Linked DNA regions of Mus musculus: region 1 is linked to region 2. The links are chromatin loops, found by intact Hi-C in ENCODE. Cell type or tissue: gastrocnemius. All regions are shown on one strand. Each heading gives the region's core, and the rest is flanking DNA. Links, peaks and the distances in the headings are about the cores only.

What was found. A loop is a pair of places that touch in the nucleus more often than their neighbours do. Peaks named below come from ENCODE experiments on the same cell type or tissue, not always from the same donor. Only the 100,000 strongest peaks of a DNase experiment are listed, where the experiment ranks them.
Region 1: it touches region 2 in a loop (21-fold over the local background); 4 of 42 quality-filtered maps call a loop at or near these places.

The regions. Positions count from the first base shown.
Region 1 is chr9:116,254,044-116,258,435 of GRCm38, forward strand. No RefSeq gene overlaps it. Among named protein-coding and RNA genes, the nearest start is that of Gm4668, 67 kb to the left of the region's middle. In gastrocnemius, for the core only: a CTCF peak has its summit at 2,301 (motif pointing left); no DNase peak of the experiment used is centred there; H3K27ac peaks cover 90 bases.
Region 2 is chr9:116,167,535-116,171,926 of GRCm38, forward strand. The region is part of intron 1 of Tgfbr2 (transforming growth factor, beta receptor II); the gene reads right to left. Among named protein-coding and RNA genes, the nearest start is that of Tgfbr2, 5.6 kb to the right of the region's middle. In gastrocnemius, for the core only: no CTCF peak of the experiment used is centred there; a DNase peak (open chromatin) is centred at 2,527; H3K4me3 peaks cover 1,896 bases; H3K27ac peaks cover 3,261 bases.

The DNA of each region.
Region 1 (4,392 bases), core at 168-4,167, 86 kb after region 2:
CCTTTCCTTATTTACCCATTCATAATTTCATATACTTACACAATACATGCTAATCTTAATCCTTGCCATTATCCTCTCCTATCTCTTTCCCCCTCCCACAGAACTCCCTCCTTCCCCACTCTGTGTGCCATTTCATGGGGTACCTGCGTGAATGTGGGTGGGGGGTTATTTCTTAGACCACTCACTGAGCAATATGACACCCCCCCCACAATCATTAATTACCTGTGGCTGTTCAGAGAAAACTCTTTTCCCAGAGAATTCAGATTTCTAGTTCCTTCTCATACAATGAATGGTTGTTGTTGTTGTTTGTTTTTGTTTCTTGTTTTTTGCTGTGTGCTTTGGAAGTAAAGACTGATAGGCCGAAAAGTCTCTCGGTTTTGTTTGTTTGCTTTGGATGTTGGGTCTCAAGTAGCACAGGCTAGCTCCAAGTTTGTTATGTAGCCGAGGATGACCTCGAACTCCTGACTCTCCGGTCTCCCCTCCCCCTCATGGTTACAATCAAGCAACACCATGCCCAGCTTTTGTAGTAATGGAGGAGATCCAATCCAGGCGTTGAGCATGATAGGTCAGCTCTCTACCAACTGAGTTAACATTACCCTGCAGTCTGAGATATCGCTCTGAAATATGATTTGACTTTTTTTTTATGACTAGTTACTTAGTTACTTATTTTTTAAAGGAAAAATAAAATAACTTGCTGGCCTAAATATGATTTCTTTTAACCAGGTCTCATGCTGAAGTTGACCTTGAACGCAGTATTAACGGACTCAAACTCCTGGTCCTCCTGCCTCTGCAGTCAGAATACTGAGATTAGAGAGTGTACCACACCTAGTTTCATGCAGTGCTGGGGATCGAGGCCCGCAGCTTCATGATCTCTGAAGGAAGCACAGTATTAACTGAGTGACAGCCCCAGGCCACAATTACTGTCATGTCTTCAATGTAAGAATTCTAGCCGGGCACGGTGGCTCACGCCTGCAAGCCCAGCACTCCACTATGGAGGCTGAGGCAGGAAGATTGTTGGGAATCTGAGGGCAGCCTGGGCTCCGTGATGAGACCTTATAGCAGACCGAATCGGCAGAGTGCTGTAATGACGAGCAGCAATGAGACAGTCCCCGACAGCCACAATCCGAGTCTGACCAGCACACAACTGCTCCAGAGCTGGTGGGAGGCAGGCGGGGTGGGGAGGGGGGGAAGCTGGTTTGAGAAAGATGAGCCTTGTCACATTCTGAGACCATGTCTGAAGGAAAACAGGAAAAACAAAGTACTCTTTCCAGGGTCACAGGCTCAGCTGTTTTTGAGGTGTTTTGCAACAAATGGCAGAGGTCACTTCCATGGGCCTGTCAGTTGTCAGCCAGGGAGACAAGGCTGAGTCCCACCTAGACAGTTGTCTGCTAGGGGTGGAGGGCCTCGGTACCAGCAGACTCTGCATTTCCTCAGGGGCTCAGTAAGATTAAATTTGGTTCTCTTTCATTGCTTTCCATAAACAACTTGACTTTTTAGGTTTCAAATTTTTGTGTGATTTTGAGTCTCCACTAAGGGATAACACACACACACACACACACACACACACACCCCTCTTTGTGGTCCATACTGACCTTGAACTTGGTATGTAGCTGAGGCTGGCCCTGAATTCCTTCCTCCAGCTTTGAAGTGGTGGAGTTCCAGGCACTGACTTGCCTCAGCCTATGTGTGCTGGGATTACAGCCACACAGCACCATGGCCACCTCATGCAAGAGTCTTAAAGGTCCAACTTGAGATCTTTATGCAGATAGACAAGTTATACAAAGCTTGGGTGCTTCTTAAACCACTGGTTTCCCTTAGGTTTCTTACAGCCTGATCGCTAAGCTTCGGAGTTCCTCGTTTGCCTGTTTAACCTGCCGACTCACTTTGTGAGGAGTCTGGGTTCTAACTTTTTTAATTCAACATAACACCTATGACATCCATTTAGGTAGCAGTGTTGGGTTGTCAAGCATAAGCCACCAAGAGCAGCTCCATATACACATCTCAGTCCCAATCCTCTGACACGGTAGAGACATGATAAAAGGTTGTTAGGATTTTTTATTGTTAGAAGCAGTGAGCTATTAAAGTGGTACAGACAGACAAACAACACCTCTACCATCAGTATCTCATTCTATCATCAAAAAAATCGCATGAATGTCCCAAGAATGGGATAGAGAGATGGCTCAAGGTTAAGAACACATACTGTTTTTTGCAAAGGACCCAGGCTCAGTTCCTAGCACCCATATCAGGCAGCTCACAACTGCCTGGAACCCAAGATCCAGTGGATCTGATGCCCTCTTCTGGCTACTGCGGGCACCTGCACTCATGTGCACATACCTCCACACACACGTGGAACCGAAAAATAAAAAGAAGTCTGGAAAAAGAGAGAATGTCACAATGAAGCTTTGCAAGGTAAATCTTGGTGCTATCGAGACAGTTCTGGGGGTAACGGTGCCTGCTGGCATACCTAATGACCTGGGTTCAATCCCAGGAGCCCACAAGGTGGAAGGAGGGGACCAACTGATTCGTATAGATTGTCCTTCATGTGTACTCCCTGGAACACCTGCTTCCCTACCCCTCACAATAAATAAATCAATGAACAAGTGGATTAAAAAAAAAGATAAACCTTGCAGTGTGTATCAATTTTTGTCATTATGAAGAACACCAGAATCATCACCTAATGACTTGTAACTGTTATATACATTCTAACTATTAAATCCCCATAAAAAGATTTGAAGCACCTACAAAGTTTCATGCTTGATTATAATCTCAGTGAATCAGACAGCCTGTCTTCACGATGGCTATGGAGGAGACGTTGGAGGAGGAGAGAGAAGAAAGCATAAAGATGCATGTGAGATTATCATATTTGAGTGACAGCAAGGGCACCCGGCTTCCTCAGGAGGAGGGAATTGGGGAGCTACGGACACTGGCAGGGGTTAGACTGTCAGGTAAGGGTTCAATCCCATACATCAGTGTCAGGGAGTCTCCACAGACCCTGTGGGATGTGAGGGGCACAAAGACTTCTCGAAGGTCACTCACAGACAGAACCCAGCGTGCACCGAGTTTCCATGTAGTTTTCTTTTAACCTGACTCGACTTGATGTATCCCAACTCCACCACCAAGGTTGAAGTATCATTTAATATTAATGAATTTAACTCAGCAAAGTAAGAATTTAGAAAGTAGGCTATAAAGCGGTTGTTTCAGTTAGGATTTTATTTGCTTTGATAAAATACTATGACCAAAGCAATGTAGTCATGAAAGGGTTTATTTAAGCTATACTTCCACAACACTGTTCATCATCAAAAGAAGTCAGGTGGCTTTTTCAGCCTGCTTTCGAATAGAACCCAGGACCACCAGCCCAGGGGTGGCTCCACCCACAATAGGCTAGGCCCTCCAAGATCAATCACTAATTAAGAAAATGCTCTTACAGTCTTGCCTACCACATAATGTTACGGAGGTGTTGGGGTTCTGTCCTCTCAGATGACTCTACTCTTGGTCAAATTGACATAAAATTAGCTAGTTTGGAGTGAAAATATGCTGAACTCACAACTATACTAACTTTGAGGGGGTATACACTTTTACAGGCAGTCACACAATTGAAGATGTTTCTGATAGGCGTCAACTTATAAACCTCCCAGTGACAAATCGGTCCTGGTCACATCTCCATGGCTGTGAAAAAGCTTTCTGAACAAAAGCATCTTACGCTTCCCGGTTACATGCCATCATAGAGAAAAGTTAAGGCACAAACTCAAGGCTGGCCTCTTTGCTATTTCATGCAGTAATACCAGGCAGAGTTACCCAGGGAACTCATTAACAGCCAATGAAGTGGTAGGATTCTGGAGGAATGATGCTCTTTGGCTTGCTCACTCACAGGCTTATCCTAAGCTAGCTTTTCATATCTCCCAGGACTTCCTGCCTAGGGATGATGCTACCCACAGTGGGCTAGGCCTTCCTGTATCACCGAGTAATCAAGACAACCCTGCGCAGACATGCCATAGGTCAATGTGTTCTAGACAATTCCTCAATCCAGGCTTTCTTGTCAGATGACCTAGGCTGTGTCATTAACAATTAAGGCTAAACAGTATCAAATTTGATTAACATAAGATGGCTATGATGCCGAGGGACTTGGCAATTCTGGGGATCCAGGTATGGTCACAGAGTTCATCTTTGCCTAACACCAAGAGTGGAGCACCATAGACCAGAAACACAGCTCTATTGATGCTCTGGATCTATCACTAACCCAGATAAATGATTAGGATAGGATCTGGGCATGTTTCTGTGTGTTCAAGAGCATTTCATGTATACAGGCATCCATGCATGCGTGTGCATTTGTGTGTGAGCACCAGGTATGGGCACGGTCCACCTTGTTTCTTAGTTTTGTTGGTGTATTTGGAT
Region 2 (4,392 bases), core at 211-4,210:
CTGAAAGTATTTGGAAGAAAATATTTCATCAGATAAAGAGAGGGAGGGCCTAGATGCCTGACTTCCCCCCGAATACTATCTCACCATGGATCACAGGCTCTTGCCCTACAGCTAATTCCTTTTGACGGTTTACAGCCTCAGCCCTCAGATGCCAGGTCCCCCTTCAAAACTTAGGCAGGAAGCCAGAGACTGGGTCAACTGCAGCCAAGGGGGTAGTTGTTCTACAGTGGGCATCTAGATTCTCACTTAGTTGGTAGAATGCTTGTTCAGAGTACACAGAGCCCTGGGTTCTATCCCCAAACCATATAAACCAGGCGTAGTGTCACATAACTGCAATCTCAGTGCTGGAAAGGTAGAGGCAGGATGATCAGGAGTTCAAGGTTAACCTTAGCTACATAGTGAGTTTGAGGACAGCCTGGGCTTCAAGGGCTACTGACACAGGAGGAAAAGGGGAAAGAGAAAGACCTGGTCCAGAATGAGTCCGGATCCACCAGGCTTCAATGTAAAACAGAGTCCTCCCCAGGTACAGGCTTTCAAATTAGCTGGACCTCAAAGGTAAAATTTTTCATCTTCATAAAGTCAGGTCAAATCTATTCTGCTTTAAACCACCAGCAGTTGTCTGAGCCCCAGACCTATGTGATGGTCCTGTATGCTTGGAATTTGAATTTTACAATAGACTTCACTGCACTATACAATACATTGTGCAGTTTTACAATAAACACATGTTTATTGTATTGTATTGAACGTGATGCAGCTGAATTGCTAGCAATACCAATGCCTAGGCTACCCTGGTTCTCATGACCGTGATATCACTGTCAGGCTGGGAACTGTAGATCACCCACGGGCAAAACACTCCCTGTTCCTGTCTTGATTTTCTGTGGCACGAAGACCATCAAGAGACACAATGCACATTTCCATGAAAAACATCCCTTTAGCAGAGAGTAATATGTACAGTGAATATGCATAAGGAGAAATACAAAATGCAATAAATCCATAGCAGATCATACAAAGCACATAAACCAACCAGGGGTGACCCACTGCAGACATCTGAAGGGTGAAGTTTCCTCCACTCTCAAATATGACGTGTCTTTAACCCTTCAGCTTCTCTATGAAGACCCACTTACACACACACACACACACACACACACACACACTCACACACACACTCTCACACACTCACTCACTCACACACACTCATACACACTCACACACACTCACTCACACACACTCACACACACACACACACACACACACATAGCCTCCACCTATTTATGAGATAGAGAATTATAAGAATTATCTTCTAGGTCTCTTTCTATGATTAAATAAGTAATGTCACCCTTCTTCCTAACTGCACTCAGGATAAGCCCAGGCATTCCTGCAGCTTCCTAAACCCCTCAGCAAACCCCACCCAGAAATACGGTGACCAATCACTCTCTTGTCCTGTCGGAGGTGAGGTGACACGCTCCTGTGGGAGGAAGGACAAGCTGTGAACACCAGGCGGTTACTGCTCATCTCTGGGCTGGTTCTGAAAACTATAGCGTCCGCCATCCAAAGATCCACAGGAGCAGAATGCAAAACCTTGCAGAGGGTCAGGGTTAAACTTTTATATAGCACTTGGCTGAATATGCCGAGCCAGGGTCAGGAAGTACAGTTTCGCATAGCCTATTTTGAAATGCCTTGGTGGTTTGCATCTGACCTAAATAATCCCCAGGATGCTCTGTGATAGACAGCCAATTTCGGATGCACATACTTCCCTTAGATGCACTGCTCAGAAACCAAAACATAAAGCCTAGGTGGGTAGGAAACATAAACATTCGATTCAAGATGGGTGTGGTGGCTCATGCTGGAGGAGCAGAACTTGAGAGGCTAAGGCAGGAGGATTACTACAAGTGTGAGGCCAGCCTGGTCTATATTCTAGATCACAGAATAAAACCTTGTTGATTCTATGTTCTTCAAAAGCAAACGAACAAACAAACAAACAGCAAAACGTGACAAAACCTGTGTATAAATTCAACATTGTATTTTGTAATTATTGTTTCCTTTCTACAATGTTTGAGAAAATGGAGGAGGAGGAGGGGGAAAGGAGGAAGATGAGAGAGAGAGAGAGAGAGAGAGAGAGAGAGAGCGCTAGCATTTGCAGGGTAATTTTGTAGGTGAAAACCTCGCTAAAGTCAAAACATCTTTTTCTATCTTTGGTCAGAATATAGGCATCAATGTCATAGCATAGAAATAGCCAAAGCGGGACCCCGAGGCACAGGTACAGACCCCAAGGCCTGGCTATTAAAGGCTGAGGCAAAAGCAGTGCAGGCTGAGGGCAGCTTTGCCCCAGGGGACTTAAGTCCTGCTACAAAAGTAAGAGAGAGATGGAGATATACCAAGGCCTGAGTCCAACCGCAGGTGCTGCAAGAGCAAACCAATAGCCAAGTTAATTCAGATGCTCTGACCACTCAGGACCAAATACCCAACACAGCAGGGGCCCTCCTGGGTATGTAAGCCTGTGCAGCAGTCACACTCACACTAGCCCCAGCAGGATGAAGGGAGCTGGTACAGCTCGGAGAATGAGCTGTCGTCCCGGGGCAGCCCTGGAGACCAGCCTCTGACTGACAGATCCTGCTTGCCCTGGAGCAGCTAACGAGGCTCAATGAACTCGGGAATCACACAAAAATCACTGCTTGCTGTGCTCGGAGCTGAGAGAGGACAGAGGAGGGGGCGCTTGGCTCACCTGACATGTTCAAAGCAGGTTTCCTTACGAGGCCCAAGGAAGGTCTTTAAAGATGAGAAAAATTAGTCAGATAGGTGATCCAGAGAGAGGTTCCAGAGAGGACCAGCTTCCTGAATTGAGGCCCGGGAGGCCCTAGTGGTTGACAACATCCTAATGCTGTGACCCTTTAATACAGTTCCTCGTGCTATGGTGACCCCCCCCCCCCCGACACACACACATACACACCATAAAAGTATTCCATTGCTACTTCTTAATTGTAAATTTGCCACTGATATGAATCAGTAAATATCTGACAATGCAGGATATAAGATCCACGTCTCTGGCCAGGCGGGTTCTCCACTCACAGCTTGAGAACTGCTGCTCTCAGCCTTGGTAAGACACAAAGTCAGAAAGAATGGTATAGGTGAGGAGGTTTGTCAGGTGTGACTGAGAGAGACATCCAGAGCCGCCTGTGGGGCCTGGGATGAGGCACCTGAAGGCATTACTTTATTCTGTCTTCCCACACATTATCCAGTGAGAGCCAAGGAATTCTAGGCTGCCCAGCCAGCGAGGGAGAGGTGGGACTGTAATCCAAGACACCCTGATCTTCAGTGTGTGGCTCTCACTCTACCCTGGCCCATCCAACAGAAAGACGGGCTGGACACGCTTTGGTCCAGTTTGCATAAGAAGAGTGAAGGAGAACTGTGGATCGTCTAGGGCTGAAATACAACCAGGCAGAGATGGCAAGGTAAGAACTCAGCAAGGAGAAACTCACGCAGAGGCACTGAGAAGGAAACATCCAATGTGAACCCCCTCTTGTGCATTCAGCAAAGCATGGGGTTAGGGTATGGGGGGGGGCGACGGGACTAGAGCAACCAAACAGGACCTAACAGTGTTCGAATCCCCAGCGTGTCCTGTGCTCTGTCTGTGACACGATTCGGGAGCTCAAAGAAACAAAGTGACAACAACTCTGCTGCACTCATCTGGGGTAGCTTCCTCTCAGTCTATACATCCCCATTTAGTAAATACCCTTGAGAAGGAAGAATAGTAAGGCAGTTTGGGAGATAGCATTCAGAAGTTTCCGTTATTGATTGGGAAAATAGAATTGTTCCCAGGGGCAGAGGACCTGAATTCGGTTCCCAACATCTATCTACACTGGGTTGCTTACAACCATCTGTGACCCCAGCTCCAGAGGATCCAACGCTTTCCAGCCTGCTCAGGTCCCTGCACACGCGACAGTCTCCTACATACATCCACAGCTGCCACACAATGAAATAAATAAAACCTAAATTTTTAAATAGTTATTCATCAATGTAAGGAAAACTGTAAAGTCCGGTTTAGGGCAGAAACTGAATGAAACAGGAGGTAGGGAGGCCACTGAGGACCTGGGGAAGGTGGGCATTTAAAAAGGAGTCCTCAATGTGGGGTGCTATATCAAAACAGAGGCCGAAAATTGTAGCCCTGGTTAGCATTTTCTGCATAATCCACTTGTTAAAAACAAGATGTCATTAAAGGAAGTGCCCTGGGGCTGAAAATGCACCTTATGTGGGGGAGGGGAGAGTAGGTCCAAAGGATTAAAGGACTAAAGATTTTTGGTCCAGGACCTGGATAGGTGTAAGGACATCCTTAAAGAACCTATAGGGCTCCGTGGTCCCTGTGACACTAGGGCCAAGGTCTAGTCCTCTGTGAGG